2 separate regions of the Mus musculus genome follow, and region 2 is linked to region 1. The links are chromatin loops, found by intact Hi-C in ENCODE. Cell type or tissue: gastrocnemius. All regions are shown on one strand. Links, peaks and the distances in the headings refer to the core of each region. The heading gives the core; the rest is flanking DNA. Region 1 overlaps Gm41938 (a long non-coding RNA gene). Region 2 overlaps 3110009E18Rik (RIKEN cDNA 3110009E18 gene).

Evidence for each region. A loop is a pair of places that touch in the nucleus more often than their neighbours do. Peaks named below come from ENCODE experiments on the same cell type or tissue, not always from the same donor. Only the 100,000 strongest peaks of a DNase experiment are listed, where the experiment ranks them.
Region 2: a loop joins it to region 1, with 4 times the contacts of the local background. A loop is called at or near these places in 23 of 42 quality-filtered maps.

The regions. Positions count from the first base shown.
Region 1 is chr1:120,102,119-120,110,718 of GRCm38, reverse strand. It overlaps Gm41938 (a long non-coding RNA gene), which reads right to left. Exons shown (of 3, transcript XR_878466.1): 2 at 6,622-6,795; 3 at 4,978-5,170. Among named protein-coding and RNA genes, the nearest start is that of Dbi, 15 kb to the left of the region's middle. In gastrocnemius, for the core only: no CTCF peak of the experiment used is centred there; a DNase peak (open chromatin) is centred at 5,088.
Region 2 is chr1:120,151,494-120,160,093 of GRCm38, reverse strand. The region is part of intron 2 of 3110009E18Rik (RIKEN cDNA 3110009E18 gene); the gene reads right to left. Among named protein-coding and RNA genes, the nearest start is that of 3110009E18Rik, 35 kb to the right of the region's middle. In gastrocnemius, for the core only: CTCF peaks have their summits at 4,555 (motif pointing right) and 5,682 (motif pointing left); DNase peaks (open chromatin) are centred at 4,550 and 5,680.

The DNA of each region.
Region 1 (8,600 bases), core at 114-8,113:
AAAGATTAACCTACCTTTATGGAAGATGTCACTTGTATCTTAAAAGTGTTGTGATGTAGTCGTATCTTAAGCTTTGTGGCCATGGGATTGAGTTAATTATCACCAGCAAACATTTTTCCCCCAAGTTGTGCTGTGCCTAAATATGCCTAAAAATAAACAACCTGGAATTAGACGCTTGAGGTTTGAACCAACACTGACCACAGAGCCCTGTTGAACCAAATTTCCTTCTAACTTCTCTCAGATGGACACCACTGGCCGTGATGTTAACAGAGACACCTACCCCATGGTACTCCATCTCAAAAAATCCACAGCAGAGTACGCCGATGGCACATCTCAACAATAGACAGCAAGTGTAGCATGGAGAGATAGAGAGAGGCAGACAGAAAATTAAGGGGGAAATACCCTAAGTAAAGTTCAAAATGTCCTTCTCCATCCAGACGTGGCTCAAGGTTCAACTCAGCAAGCTCCCCTGGAGGGGGGCAGTGAACCTTCACGAGACTGTGAGCGGCTTCCAGCGCGGAGCTGGTGCCATGAAGATTCCTTATGGAGATCTCGTCTCCCAACAGCTTTTTAACTGCAATCGCTAGCAACCTCCAGCTCTATAGTCGTGGAAATCCAGGAGGCCTTGGATCTGGAGCTAATGGTCACTCCGCTGGTTACTCAGCCGCCACAGCAGTCTGCCTTGCTGTGGCTCCTGAGGCAACTGGGCCTGCAGGGCACCAGGTCCTCCCCTTTCCTGGTTAGGAAGCCTTCAGGCCTGACTTTCTGGCTCCAGGACAGCCTTCTGACCACATGACGATGCTTCTCTCTGGGTGTGGGAAGGGACCGTTCTGTGCAACTGAGAAGTCAGTGGCTCTAGGCTACCACTTCGGTGGCCTCAGTCAGTTGCCTTTGTGTACTGAGCATTTGATAGGGCTTTCGTGCATCGTCTTACTTTTGTCTTTGCGGGTCACCCCCACGGTCCTTTGGCATGGAAAGTTCATCTCCTTACAGTGAACTTGCTCTTGGGGAGCACATTGCAAGATGTGGCACAGATGCCTGAGGAAACAAGTATTAAACTGTATGCACACTATTCTTTCCTTTATATACATGCCTGTGGTTTAATGTATGAAATATACACATCAAAATTAGCAATAACTAACAAAATAAGAAGGTATAGCCATATACTGGTTAGCTAAAAATTGTAAGTTGCTTACTTGTGGAGTTTTCCACCCCAGCCCTACCCTGTGGTGCGCAGGGCCAGGGGATAGAGGTTGGTCTGGTCTCTCTCTTCGTTATATTTCGAGACAGGGTCTCTCTGTAAATCTGGAATTTACCTTTTCCCACTCAACTAGCTGGTCAGTGGTCCCAGAATCTACCTGTCTGCTTCTGAGCCCTGCCACACGCCACTTTTCATGGGTATTCTGGTGCTGAGGCGGCAAACAGCTTCCCAACTGAGCCACCGTCCCTTTTAAAAGGTTTCAAATCCTCTGCTTGTTTGGTGTGTGTGTGCATACATGTGCATTTGTGTGTCCGTGCAGGTCTGGGTACACTTTGGCCACATGAAGGAGTCCGAAGAACCCGAGCCCATGGCCACCTTTCACCTTGTTTTGGGACAGTGTTTCTTTTGTTCCTTCTCTACTGTGTCTGCCAGGCTAGGTAGCCCTTAGGCTTCTGGAGACTCTGAGGCCTCTGCCTTTAATCTCTCTGTGGGAGTGCGCAGATTATAGGCACACAACCCTGGCTTTTGTGACCCTTCTAGGGTCAATCTCAGGTCTCCAGTAAGCATTTTTACTGACTACCCATCTCCCCTGCAGTAAGAGAGGCACTGCACTGAGCTGGCCTCTCCACACTTTTTTTCTGTATTTGAGACGGTCTCAATAACTTAGCCTAAACTGGCCTCGAACACAGGACCTTCCTGTCTCAGCCTCCCCAGTAGCTGGATTCCAGGTACACACCCCCAATGCCTCACAGTACTTTTGGACTTGTTTATCAAAGGTCATGGAACTACAGAAAGCAAAACACAGTTGAAGGGGGTGCTGAGGGTATGGGAGATTGCAGTGTTCATTATCCAAATAAGGAGATTATGGCTTAGGTGATTGTCTTAGTCAGGGTTTCTATTCCTGCACAAACATCATGACCAAGAAGCAGTTGGGGAGGAAGGGTTTATTCAGCTTACATTTCCATACTGCTGTTCATCACCAAGGAAGTCAGGACTGGAAGTCAGGACTGGAAGTCAGGACTGGAAGTCAGGACTAGAACTCAAGCAGGTCAGGAAGCAGGAGCTGATGCAGATGCCATGGAGCAATGTTCTTTACTGACTTGCCTCCACTGGCTTGCTCAGCCTGCTCTCTTATACAACCCAAGGCTATCAGCCCAGAGATGGTCCCACCCACAGGGGCCTTTCCCCCTTGATCACTAATTGAGAAAATGCCTTACAGTTGGATCTCATGGAGGCACTTCCTCAACTGAAGCTCCTTTCTCTGTGATAACTCCAGCTGTGTCAAGTTGACACAAAACTAGCCAGTACAATTGATCCCTTGTCAACTTGACATACAAACATGTCACTGGTAAGCCTCAACTCTTAGTTTCTTATTCATCCCCAAGATCTAAATAACTTTTAAAGTTCCACAGTCTTTACAAATTCTTAAGATTTCAATCTCAAGATACAACTTGCCAAACGCATGAAATTCAAGAAGAACGAAGACCAAAGTGTGGACACTTTACCCTTTCTTAGAAATGGGAACAAAACACCCATAAAAGGAGTTACAGAGACAAAATTTGGAGCTGTGACGAAAGGATGGACCATCTAGTGATTGCCATATGCAGGGATCCATCCCATAATCAGCTTCCAAATGCTGACACCATTGCATACACTAGCAAGATTTTGCTGAAAGGACCCAGATATAGCTCCCTCTTGTGAGACTATGCCAGGGCCTAGCAAACACAGAAGTGGATGATCACAGTCAGCTATTGGATGGGTCACACGGCCCCTAATGGAGGAGCTAGAGAAATTAGCCAAGGAGCTAAAGGGAACTGCAACCCTATAGGTGGAACAACAATATGAACTAACCAGTACCCGGGAGCTCTTGTCTTTAGCTGCATATGTATCAAAAGATGGCCTAGTCGGCCATCACTGCAAAGAGAGGCCCATTGGACTTGCAAACTTTATATGCCCCAGTACAGGGGAAAGCCAGGGCCAAAAAGGGGGAGTGGGTGGGTAGGGGATTGCGGGGGTGGGTATGGGGGACCTTTGGGATAGCATTGAAAATGTAAACGAGGAAAATACCTAAAAAAAAAAAAAAAAGATTTCAATCTCTCTTAAGATCCAAAGTCTTTATAATTAAAAGTCTCTTAACTGTGGGCTTCACTAAAAACTTCCTTCAAGAGGGAAATATATCAGGGCACAGTCACAATCAAAAGCTAAAATCAATCTCCAACCATCCAATGTCTGGGATCCAACTCATGATCTTCTGGGCTCCTCCAAGGGCTTGGGTCACTTCTCCAGCCATGCCCTTTGTAGCACACACATTGTCTTCTAGGCTCCAGTCACCTGTACTCCACTACTGCTGCTCTTGGTGGTCATCTCGTGGTACTGGCATGTCCAAAACACTGCATGACCCCTTCAGTCAGTCCTGAGCCATCAATTGCAACTGAGGCTGCACCTTCACCAATGGCCTTCCATGGCCTCTCACAGTGTCGAGCCTCAGCTGCTCTGTGTGACCCCTTCATGCCTTCAAAACCAGTACCACCTTGGTAACTCTTACACATTATTAAGTCCATCCACAACACAAGGTACAACCTTGGCTATCTCTGGAACACAGCCTCCGTGCTCTCAGAAAACACTTCCCAGAAGATGTCACCTCAATGATGCTGGTCTCTTCTTAATCACTGCTAATTTCTTAGCTCCAGCTAACCAGCATCAATAGTCACAGTAATGCAAAGGTTTTACTTTAGTAGTTCTGGTATCTTGTTAATCACAGCTGATTCTTCAGCCCCAGATAACCAGAACCACAGAATCTTCACAATCCAAAATAGTGATGGCCCTGAAAAGAGTTTTTAATTTTCCCTCTAAAATTTCACAAGCCAGGCCTCCATCTTCTGCACTGTTCTCAACATTATCTTCCAAGCTCCTACACAACATCCCACAGAGTTCTTAACAGCAAATGGATCTTCTGGTCCAAAGTTCCAAAGTCCTTCCACAGTCCTCCCCAAAACATGGTCAGGTTGTCACAGGAATACTCCACTATGCTGGTACCAATTTGTAGTTCAGGGTTTCTATTCCTGCACAAACATCATGACCAAGAAGCAAGTTGGGGAGGAAAGGGTTTATTTAGCTTACGCTTCCATACTGCTGTTCATCACCAAAGGAAGTCAGGACTGGAACTCAAGCAGGGCAGGAAGCAGGAGCTGATGCAGAGGCCATAGAGGGATGTTCTTTACTGGCTTACCTCCCCCTGGCTTGCTCAGCCTGCTCTCTTATAGAACCAAGACTATCAGCCCAGAGATGGTCCCACCCACAAGGGGCCTTTCCTCCTTGATCACTAATTGAGAATATGCCTTACAGCTGAATCTCATGGAGGTACTCCCTCAACTGAAGCTCCTTTCTCTGTGATAACTCCAGCTGTGTCAAGTTGACACAAAACTAGCCAGTACAGTGATATAAAAGCATTAGAAGGCCCTGCTTGTTCTCTCCTGTCTGTCCCCTCTCTCGACCACCAGCTATCCCTCCGCTCTGCATCTCCACTGAAGCAGGGACAAGAATGACAACTTCTTGTGCTCCTTTGAAAGTCATGGGATCCACTCTGGAGAACAAGCTTGCAAAAGCAGTTCCCCAACCCCACCTGTAGAGGTGCTGGTAAGCACTTTTTTTAAACTTGCTTTTTAAGGTGATTCCCCCGGGGCTGAGGTAGGTTTGTCAGCTACCTGCCTATACCACCTCAACACTCACACACCTGAGAGCAGTCCTACTGGTTCCTCAGGAACATTTACCTGGTGTTCTGAGAAGTCAGCAGACCTTCCCCTTGGGGGCTCTTCTGGGCTTCCACAGTAACTTAGGTCCTGGCCTGGTGCCATAGCGTTCGTTGTGCCTCACCCTGGCAGAACTCCAGAACAATCAAATGTGGGTTGTTCAAACATGTCCTCTCTACACCGAAGTGGTTCCACGATCCAGAAGTCTTGGGACAAGCATCTCAAAGGAACATGGAAAGTGTCACTGAACAGCAAGTCAGGGGTCTTTAGCTGGGCAGTGACCCAAGTCAATGAGACATGGGGCAAACCCTGTCACTTCAGGGAGCCTCAGTTTCTGAGCTGAGGGCTGGAGGATGGGGAAGAGACCAGCAGATAAGCTCAGGGACCCAAGCTCAACTCCTCAGAGCCCATATGAAACTGGGGCAGGAGCTGGAGAGATGGCTCAGTGGTTAAGAGCACTGACTGCTCTTCTGGAGGTCCTGAGTTCAATTCCCAGCAACCACATGGTGGCTCACAACCATCTGTAATAGGATCTGATGCCCTCTTCTGGAGTGTCTGAAGACAGCTACAATGTATTCATATACATAAAATAAATAATTTTAAAAAAAAAGAAAAAGAAAAAGCCCTTGGGCAGTAGCCCACCTCCTCAATCCCAGCGCTCATACAGGAAAATGGGAGCAGAGACCTGAGGATCCCTGGAAGTGCTCAGGCCGGCCAGCCTCCAGTACACGGGGAAAACAAGAGACTCTGTACCCAAAATGGCAAAAGGTTGAGGCTGTCCTCTGACCCCAACTTTTGCGCAAACAAGGAGCCATAGACAAAAGAGATGGCTTAGCAATGAAAAGCACCCACTGGCCTTGCAGAGGACACAAGTGTTCTTCCCAGTACCCATGTCAGATGGCTCACAACCATCTGTAATTCCAGATCCGGGGGTTGGGGGAGTGTGACCGGATGGCTCTGGTCTCGGGGCATCTACACTCACACGTTCATATCCACACACAGACACACACACACACACACCTACACATAATTTTTTAAATAATAAAAAATAAATATTTTTAAGCAGTACTAAGCAGGATATTGTGTCACAAAGGCCACAGAAGGGTGAAGAGAAGGCCACAGGAGTGACTGGGTTACTGAAGTCCAGTTAGAATGATGGCTTAGACAGCCAGATGATTACAGGTGTGGAAATGACAGATGCTGCCCTTGAGAATGAGCCCAGAGAAGTCACCAGGGAGGTAGGCTTTCCCAGAACTTTGCCTTTGGGCTCTGTGTCAGGCATTGTATCTGAAGGGGACAGCGAAAGACTTTGCCTTGCTACTTAGGTCAGTGCACAGCTTAAGCGACTTCCGTGACTTCTCTGTGACGTTTGAGGACGGCGACTGTGTGCAGATAAGAGAGTCGTGGATGACTGCTCACAGAGGATTGCTGTGAGACTTGAAAGGGAGAATCCAGTGAGGGTCGGGTGGAGACATGAGCCACCTGGATCGAAGGTGTGGACCTAGCACAGTGACCAGAGGACATATTGGGGGAGAGAGGCAGGAGTCCAGAGACCACATGAGAGTGGGAACAGCTGAGGGTGGTACAGCTCCAGAGCACCCACAGTGAGAGCATGTGTGAGCAGCCGCTGCTGCTGAGTGCACCGAGAGACAGGATACACTGGACACTAACCTGCAACGTAGAGTTACCTCCAGCTGGTCCCAGGACAGCCGGACAGAACCGTCAGCAGCTGGACGGACACCTGTGAGCTAGGAACAGGTGGATCAGTGTGATTCTCCATGGGTGGGCCTTTGGAGTTGGTTGGACAGCAGCACTGTGATGGTTTAATTGGCAACACCACACAATCTAGAATGGCAAGAGAGTCTCAGTGAGGGATCTGTCTGGATTAGAGCTGGGCCTGTCTGAGGAGGTGTGCGCTGATTATTTTAATTGACCTAGGAGACTTGTCCACTGTTGGTGGTACCAGCCTATAGGCTGGGAGACTGGATTGTCTAAGAGTAGAGAAGTGAGCTGAGCGCCTGCGTGCATGCATTCTTTGTCGCATTCAGCTCTTTCCTGTGCATGCAGTGCGACTAACTGCTTCAAGTTCCTGCTGCCTTGACTTTCCCTCAGTGGTGTAAACTGTAAATTGGAATTATGAGCCAAATAAACTCTTCTCCCATTCGTTGCTTCTGTCAGGTGTTTTATCACAGCAACAGGAAACGTCAGACAAACACCATCACCCCAGCTTGGTGCCATCCCTTCCTGCTGCTTTTCACTCATAATGACTCCCTTTTCCCCACTGTGTGTGTGTGTGTGTGTTGTGTGAGTGTCCACGTGTATGTATATGCATGCTCATGTGGAGGTCAGGGGTCAACCTCTGGTATCTTTCTCAGTCATTCTCCACCTTTTCTGAATCAGGGATTGTCACAGGTTCAGCTGGTTGATGATCCCTGAGGACCCTCCTGTCCCCACGTCTCCAGCACTGGGATTAAGAGCATATACCACCATAACCAGCTTTTGTTAGATGTAAATTTGGGCAACGTAACAGAGGGCGTCATGATTGCATGACCCTGCCAAAAAGTAGTTCTGGGAGGCTGCCCCTCACCATAGCTCAGCGCAGACTCGGGAATACCACAGGTCCTCAGAGGGAAGAAGGGAGGAGGGAGAAAGAACAAACAGGATTTTTTTTCAAAGTCCATGGTCAACAGAATAGTAGTCTCCCTAAAGATGTTTCTGTTCTCATCCCCAGACTAAGAATGCAGATGGAAATAAAGCTATTAATTGACTAAGTTTTTATAGTCCAGAAGGGCCAGTTATAGTCACAGGGTGTGGAAGTAGCAAAGTAAAAAAACCAGTGTGGAAGGACCAATATGAGAACAACTCAGTCAGCTGCAGCTGTCGCTGAAGACAGAAGTCACAAGACAAAGCTCATGGAAGCTCCTGGAGACATCAAAGAAACCATCCTCCTGGAGATGCCGGGAGGAAATAATCCTGTTATCCTAGACATTCGCCCACTGGGACCCATGCAAACTTCCAACCTGCGGAAGTGGTGGTGCATCTGTGCAGTCCCAACTTCGTGGGAGGTGAAGGCAGGAGGATCAGAATTTCAAGGTTGTCCTTGGTTACATAGTGAGTTCAAGGTCAGCCTGAGCTACATGAGAACCTGTCTCAAAAAGGCGGAGAGCCTTAGTTATCTACCCCTGCCTACCTGAAGTCCCCTAAGATTAGTATATTAAAATACCAATGTTTCCTTGTCTACGTGGTTCTAGAATTGGTCCCTGTCTTGGCTAGGGGCTCATGTCGCTGCAGTTAGGTGATGGCCCAGGTTTGAACCATGCCCAAGTTTCACTGAACTTCCCATATCCAAGTCCACTAGGTAATGGGTGACTCTAGCAGTAGCCAGACACCTACCCATGTCCCTTCATATGACATAAGCTTTCTCACAGCATGGTGGCTGAATTCCCATGCAGTATGCTCAGAGATCCAGGCAACACCTCTGTGTGTGGAGTGTGGATGCATGTGCATGTGAATGTTCACGTCTGCTTGTGTGCACATGTATATAGAGGCCAGCAGCCAACTTCAGGTGTCCTTCTTCAGGCCACTGTCCACCTTGTATTTTGAGACAGAGTCTCTCACTGGCCTGGAACACAGTGATTCAGGTGGGATGG
Region 2 (8,600 bases), core at 96-8,095, 49 kb before region 1:
GCCTGCTTGTGTGGTCCCAGCACTGGGGGAGGGTGGATCCAGAAGGGCCTCGGAGGCAGCCAATCATCCTAGCCCAATAAATGAGCTTCAGGTGCAGTGAGAGACCTTTCTCAAAAAGAAAGAAAGAAAGAAAGAAAGAAAGAAAGAAAGAAAGAAAGCAAGCAAGCAAGCAGAGAGTGATCAAGGAAAGACATAGACTTCAGGCCTCCCCAAGAATGTGTGCTCACCTAGTGTGCAGCTGAACACACACAAGCATATACCCACACCAACAAGCACAGTTTCACACACACACCACCATACACATGAATGTGTGCTCACCTAGTGTGCAGCTGAACACACACATGCATATAACCATACCAACAAACACACAGTCACACACACACCACCACCACCACCACCACCACCACCATACACAGGAATGTGCATCTGAACACATGTGCATCACCCATACTAACAAGTACACAGTTACACACGAAATAATAAATGAACACTAGAAAGTATATATGTTGCTATTTGCTTGTACTTACATAGGGGTGCTCTGCTCAAATGGGGACAAGAGAAGAGAATTTCCATTGTCTTCCAATAGCAGGAACGCATTAGGGTAACAGGGGGATTCTCTGCTGAGTTAAGGAACTGAGGGGTAGCTCTCTGACTAGAGACTGCACAGAAATAACTTCCAGGCAATGGGAGCTGGGGACTGGGCATGGCTTAGTCGGTGGTCTGCTTGCCTAACACGAGTGAAGCTCTTGGTTTGATGTCTAACACGACACAGACCAAGAGGAGTGGTCTAGGCCTGTACTTCAAACAGTTGGGAGGTGAAGGCAGGAGGGTTAGGGGGTCAAGGTCATCTGATTACATAGTCAGTTTGAGAACAGACTGGGATCAGTGAGAACACATCTCACATAGACACACAGACACACAAACACACACACACACAGAGAGAGAGAGAGAGAGAGAGAGAGAGAGAGAACAGCTGAGAGGGGAAAGCATACTTTACACGGACAACACATCACACTGCTTCGGGGTCCACACTAACAAGCACAGAGCACGTGCAAAGCAGATGCCCTCATAGGATGTGAGGAGAGTGACTGGATCTCCGTGATCTTCGCCCTAAGAAGCCGCAACGCCACAAGCACATGAAGACCACCCAGCCAGCTCTAACCCAGTAGCTCCCAACCTTTGTAAAGGCTTCCATCCTTTAAGATAGTGCCTCATGCTTTGGTGACTCCCAACCATACAGTTATTTTCATTGTCACTTCATAACTTAATTTTGCTGCTGTTATGAATCCTAATGTAAATATCTGATATGCAGAATATCGGAGATGTGACCTCAAAAGGTCATGGCCCACAGGCTGAGAACTGCTGCTCTAGTCAAAGGGAACCCTCCCATCCACCAGCCAGTCCTCAGAGCTGCCAGAAGCATTTGAAGACAGAGTAACCATCATGGCCAAGAGGAGCCTTAGGACAACTATGGATCTACAGGAAGGCAGGCCAGCTGCTATACATGCCTGCCACACAACTGGATGACCTGAGTTTGATCCCTAGAACTCACGGATAATCTGAAGAAAAGAAATGATTCCATAAATTTGCCCTCTGACCCCACACAGGCCTGCCTCTCCCTTCCCCCCCCCCCCACACACATGCGCGCGAGAGAGGAAACTGGGGGCTATTAAATGCAAAGAAATATGTAAAGATAAAAATGAAATACTAGGGCCTATAGAGATGGTTCAGTCAGCAAAGTCCTTGCCATATACGTATGAGCACCCAAGTTCAATATCCAGCATCCCTGTAAAAGAAGGAGGGTGAGCCAGCACAGGGGAAGAGCCAGGGGGATCCCTGGGGTACTGGTGAGCTAGCCTAGCCTGGCCACTGAGCTCTAAGCCAACCAAGGAGAAAGCCTATCTCAAACAAACAAAGCAAAAAGAGGGTAGAGAGCTGGAGGGCTGGCTCAGTGTGGTTAAGTACACACACTGCTCTTGCAGAGGACCAAGCTTCAGTTCTCAGCACCTGCATTAGGTGGTTTGTAACTGCCTGTAATCCCAGTTGCAGAGATCCAACACCCTCCGGTCTCCATGGGCAACTGCTGCACAAAATGGACATAAACACACGTACATATAATAAAACAAGACCAAGGTGGCTATCCAAGGGCGACCTCTGACTGCCACATGCCCATATACATACATGAACACATACCATCTTGGACATGCACACACATACCAAATACAGGAAAAGGAAAAAACTTAGGATAGTGAGGTTGCAGCGCCCCCTCAGGCTGCCTCACAAAGCAGCATCACCAGGAGTAATAGGATGTGAAGTAACTCAGAACTCAAAAGCTGGACAAGCCATTCATCACAAAGAATGACCTAGCACTCACAAGTAGGATTTGATATCTTAAAAATACCAAATGCTTCCAAATCAAAGAACATGTAAAATCTCACCTCATCGATACGATATTTTCTGCACTCTTGATTCTATTACAGAAAACTGGTCATTTATAGAAGGAAATGTATCATGGTATTTCTATAATAAAAATATATGATTAAGTGCATAGGAGGCTGAGGCAGGACCACCAGGTTGTGGTCTGAATATATGTGAACACTTGGTCCCCAGCTGGCTATAAGACCTTTAGGAGGTGGGGCTGCTAGAGAAAGCGGGCCACTAGGAGTAGACCTCAACAGCAAGCACTCATGTGCTGAGCCATCTCATTGGCCTGACCTTCCGAGTCAGGTCCCTCCCTCATTAGTCTGGAACCCATGAGGCAGGCTATGCTGGCTGGCCAGAGAGCCCCAGGAATCCTCCATCCTCTGCCTCCTCCACCCTGAGATTACAAATGTACACTACCATGTCCGGCTTCTTCGCCTGAGTGCTGGGGGCTGATCTCAGATTGTCAGCTTGCACACCAAGTCCCTTAGCAACTGAACCATCGTTGCTACTAAATTCCAGCCCCGTATTCTTAATTTCTTTGTTCTTCCTTTCTTCACTTTTATAATGGGGTTACTACCAATCCTGCTCAAATGGAGGCTAAAAGGGAGAGAGGAGACAATCTGGCCAAGATTCTTAACCCAGCCCCTGACCTACAGGTGAGGCTAGCCCGTGTTATTACTATCCCAAAATTCTTCAATATCAAACTAGATGACCCTTTGTATGAATTGGTGGAGCCAGATAATTGCATTTATGAATTTTATGTGCTCATGTGCATGCCAACCTGCTTGTGCTCACACATGCAAATGTGTGTACCACAGTGTATACAAATAAGTTGCAAATATGTGGCCCCACCAGCCAGAGTTCTTCAGAACCTTAAACCAGATGACAGTTTTGGACACAGAGCCCACAATTCAAAAGAGTCCATACCCTAAAGCTCTCTTGTTTTTCAATTGTCTGTTTGTTTTTGACACCAAGTCTCTGTGACACAAACTCCCTAAGTAGCTGAGGATGACCTTGAACTCCTGATTCTCCTGCCCCGACCTCCTGAGTGCTGGGATTACAGATGTGCACCACCTCCTGAGTGCTGGCATTACAGATGTGCACCATGCCCCACCTCCTGAGTGCTGGCATTACAGATATGCACCACCTCCTGAGTGCTGGCATTACAGATGTGCACCACCTCCTGAGTGCTGGCATTACAGATGTGCACGATCCTGCTCAACTCAAACAGTGTTTAAGATGGACCCCAGGACTCGGCACATGGGTCAGCACTCTACCAGCTGAGTAACATCCTCAACACCCCCAAAGTTGACTTTCATAGCTACACTTGCCCCACATACCCAATAGAAACAGGCAGTAGTGGAAGGCCAAGCAGGCAGGCCTGAGCATGCAGCTCTTACAGGCACCACTGTTCTACAGAGGACAGCGGTGACCAATGGTTACTGTGAATGAATCATTCTGTGGTAAATGGGAAGCAAAGAACAGTATGGTCGGGGAAATCACAACTTCCTGTGCCACCAGAGCAACTTGATTCACATCTTGTTCCTAAGGACTTTAAGAGGCACCCATTCTGCCATACCAAGAATATCACGGCCCTTGCTGCATTGATACCAAGAAATACTATGACCCTCTAACGTGAACATTTGAAAACACAGGCTGGTGAGATGGCTTAGCAGCAGGTAAAAGCACCCGCCACTGAGCCTGACACGAGTGCTTAATTTCTAGGACCCACGTGGTAGAAGAGAAGAACTGACTTCACACACACACACACACACACACACACACAGAGAGAGAGAGAGAGAGAGAGAGAAAGAGAAAGAGAGAGAGAATAAATAAAATGCTATAAAATATTAAGATAACTTGAAAATACCTCTGTAGAAATCTGTTTGTAGTTCAAAATCCTAATACACTTTTGTAATGACTTTACAAAAGCAGGCCACTCTATAACTGGCACCAGGGGTGACCAGAATATGCCACCCCAATATATGTCTACCTTGCACAAAGATTATTTAGAAATAAAAGCTCTAGTGCTCTGGACCCTCCCTGTTCGACTAAAACAAAGCCTCTTGCCCCTACCCCACAAGACCACAGAACAACCTTGAAGACTGCTGTGCCACCAATCAACCTGCAGGGGGCATCAGAGTGAGCCACATTGCAAAGCTTCAGCAACCAGACCTCTGCTTCCCTTGTTCAAAAGCTTCCAGGCCTTAGGTAAGGGTCTGAAGACCCCTTCCTTGTCTGGGAGCTTCTCTGAGAAGTTTTCACACCCTAGGTATCCAATATATATGGCATGCACTTAGCAATAAACTGCTGGTTTTTCTCTTGTTCACCTGCCCTTTCATCTGAGAACTTACAAGGCTGGAACTGGGGAGATGGCTTGGTGAGTAAAGCACTTGCTTGCCCTTGCCATGTAAGTGTGAATCCCCAGTGCCCACATGAAGCCTGGCATGGCTCTGCACGGCTGTAATCCCAGAGCTACAAGCAGGTGAGAGGCAGAGACAAGAAAATAACTGGGAGCTCACAGGACAGTTACAGAGCAGGAAACACAAGACACCCTGTCTCAAACGAGATGAAACTGGCATGGGGTTGTCCTCTGACCGCCACATGTGCTCTGTGATACATGACTGTGTGTGTGTGTGTGTGTGTGTGTGTGTGGCATGTGCTCGTATGTGTGTACACACATCATACCTACACAGATTGTTTTTAAGACCTTAAAAGGAAGGAAAAGTTACTCTTAGTATCAAATATCAAAATACCCCTAATAATTAAGAACACAGCAAGAAATAGTCAGTCTGTGACGATGCACACCTTTAATCCCAGCACTTGAGAAGCAAAAGCAGGAGGATCTCTGAGTCTCAGGCCAGCCTGGTCTACAGAGTGAGTTCCAGAACAGCCAGAGCAACACAGAGAAACCCTGTCTCTAAAAACAAACAAACAAACAAACAAACAAACAAAGAAGATGGCAACAGAATTTTGTATTTTGTGTAAGCCAGAAGTTACTTTATGAATGATCATGGTCTTTAAAATGTTTTAAATAACCAAACAAGCAAAGGAAACCAGTTGCCAAACCAAGCCCATTTATTTACCACTAAAAAAGAGAGCCCTGGGAATTAAGGAGGAGAAACTGGAGCAAGGTAACAATTTACTCACAGCTGGAGAAATGGCTAGGCAGTTAAGAACACATGATGGCCTTGCAGCTCCCAGGACCTGAATGGCAGCTCACAACTGTCCACCACCCCAATTCCAGAGAATTGGTGCCCTCTTCTGGCCTGTACTATCACTACATGCATGTGGTAAAAATACAGACATACAGTAAAATAAATAAATCTTTTAAAAACTATTTATTTGGGGCTAGAGAGATGGCTCAATGGTTAAGAGCACTGACTGCTCTTCCAGAGGTCCTGAGTTCAATTCCCAGCAACCACATGGTGGCTCACAACCATCTGTAATGGGATCAGATGCTCTCTTCTGGTGCATCTGAAGACAGCTACAGTGTACTCCTGTACATAAAATAAAATAATTCCTTAAAAAAAAACTATTTACTCTCAATAAATAGACCCCTTTGAGTTCTGAAAAAAACAAAACAAAACAAAAAAAAACCAAAAAACTATTTACTCAAGATGTCCATACAACCAGGATGATAGCAGGCTGACATCTTAGAAAAAGACATCAACTTTTTAGATGGCATTTTATTGAGGTATTGTGTATCAGTGTAGATGAATGTGCCATAGCACACTTTCAGTGGCCAGAGCACAGCCTGTGGGAGTTGGCTCCCTCCCTGTACCACATGGCTCCTCAGGTCAAACAGAGGCCTCAGGCTTGCTGTCAAGTGCTTTTCTATGCTAAGCTATCTCCCTGGCCTGAAAAATACACCTTAACCCAATGTAAGCCAGGCAAGGGCAAAGAAGGGCTGAGGTAAGCAAGGCATGGGTGACCAGACACTCCTGTGCCCCTTTCCCATGGAATGAAATGGACCGGGTTGTGAAATCTGCAGTCAGTACACGTGTAACCATAACATCATGGTCTTCATTGCAACAGATATGTCATCTATAGAACAGATATGTCATCTAAAGAACAGAATATGTCATGCTCAAGAAGGCCTAATCAAGTTAAAAAAAAAGAGTAGAGAAAAATCATAATCATTTTAGTAACTTTTAAAAATTGTTTATGTGTATGTGTGTGCACCTCCTTGGCTGTGTAAACACAACGTGCCTGCAGTACCCACAGAGGCCAAAACAGAGCCTCCATCTCCTGGCACTGTAGTCGCTCTGTTCCAATGTGGGGGAAAAGAAACCCAGGTCCTCACAAGAGCAGCAAGCACCCTTAACCACTGAGCCGCTATCCAGCTCCTTAAGCAACTTCATGTTTTGTGTTAGGTTCATTTTTCCACCATCCTGGGGCACACGTGGCCCGCAGGCCACAGGTTAGATACAGCCGCTTGAAACCTGGAAAATCCCTAGCCACTCTGACCTTAACATCATTTGGCTTTGAAGAGAGAAGAAAGATTGGGTAAGTTTCCTGCAAGCCATTACCTCCCAAGTACACATGAGTGACTGACATGTCTACACAATCTGACCCAAAGTCAGGGAGGCAAAGGGACATAGACAACATGAGTGGAGATCTGTCACCTTGTTTGAGTCACCCAACAGACACCTACACAGACCCAAGAGAAAGGTGAGAGCTTCAAACAAAAGTGGCTTCCAAGTCCCTAAAAAGTAACCTTGGTGATCTTCGTCACTATGACACACTCAGCTTGCACATGCACGTGCACATACACACACAAACACAAACTAGAGCACATACACAAATGCACACACACACACACACACAGTTGAAGATGACTTCGTGGTTAAAACCCTTGCCACGTAAGTATGAGTACCAGAGTACGATCCCAAGAATCCAGTGAGTGGGCACAGAGGCTGCTTATAATTCCATCCTCAGAAGGCAGAGACGGGGGGTCCCTAGAGGCAGTTGGCTAACAAAATCAGCCATGTCAGTGAGTTCACACATGCACACACGTACACATAGCATGCATGCACGCACAAAAATGGAAAAAATAAGTAAATAAACAGTAAACATATATATAACATCACTAGGCTTCCAATTCATGGAACTATATATTAAAAACTGTGCTGTGTACTCTATATCGATTTACTTGACTTAAAAGAGTAAAAGCATATGCAGGATGCTGTATCAGATGCCTTGGGATGCTTCAGTAATGAAGAGCAATAAGGCCCTCTCAGTATGAGGGCCGTACGTTCGGGATGATAAACTAGCACCACCAGATTTTCATTCCTGGGCCAGGGAGATGCTCAGCTGGTAAAAGTGCCTGCTGTCCAGCCTGATGACCTGAGTTTGATCCCTGGGGGAGAACTGGATCCTGCCAGTTATTCTTATTTCTACATGCACTCTGTGACATAAGCACCCCTACACACACATACACACACACACACACACACACACACACACACACACACCATGTATACACACACACACACTAAATATATATGGAAAATGCAAAGAATGTCCCATCTCTGAGACCACAGAGATCAGAGCCCTCCTGATTTCTTCAGCTCCCTGCTCCCACAGCCACACGCCCTGCCAAGACTCCCAAGGGCTAGTAAGAAGAGAGTGTCACTCCCTTGCCATTCAGTCTCCAAAGATACAGACTTGCTGCAGGTAAATGTGTGTGTGTACATGTTTATGTACGCACATGTGTGCGGAGACCAGAGGTCAGTGGTGATGCCTTCCTCCATCTCTCGCCACTTTACCTTTAAGACAGGCTCTCCCACTGAGCCTGGAGCTCAGCAACTCTGCCACACAGGTTAAGGAGCAGAAGCACTACATCCCGAGTGTGTGTATTCTGACATGAGTGAGGCCTGGCAACGACTCTAAGACCGATTAGACAGCAGTAAGCTGGCAAAGCCATTACCCATTTGGGCCAGGCTCAAGAGGGATGGCAGAGCCTGGGCATCTGAGTATGGGTATAGATGGTTAATCAGTATGTGCAAAGACTAGCAACTATACTTTCCTCCTCCCAGAAGCTTGTAGCCTGGAACTGCTCGCCTACAGAGAGCTGCTGTCCTGCACCGCCGTACCATGCTGAAGTGCCAGACGGCTGAGGTAACAGTCAGAGAAGCTCACCTGATCCCAGCTTCATTGTCTGTGTGTCTGTG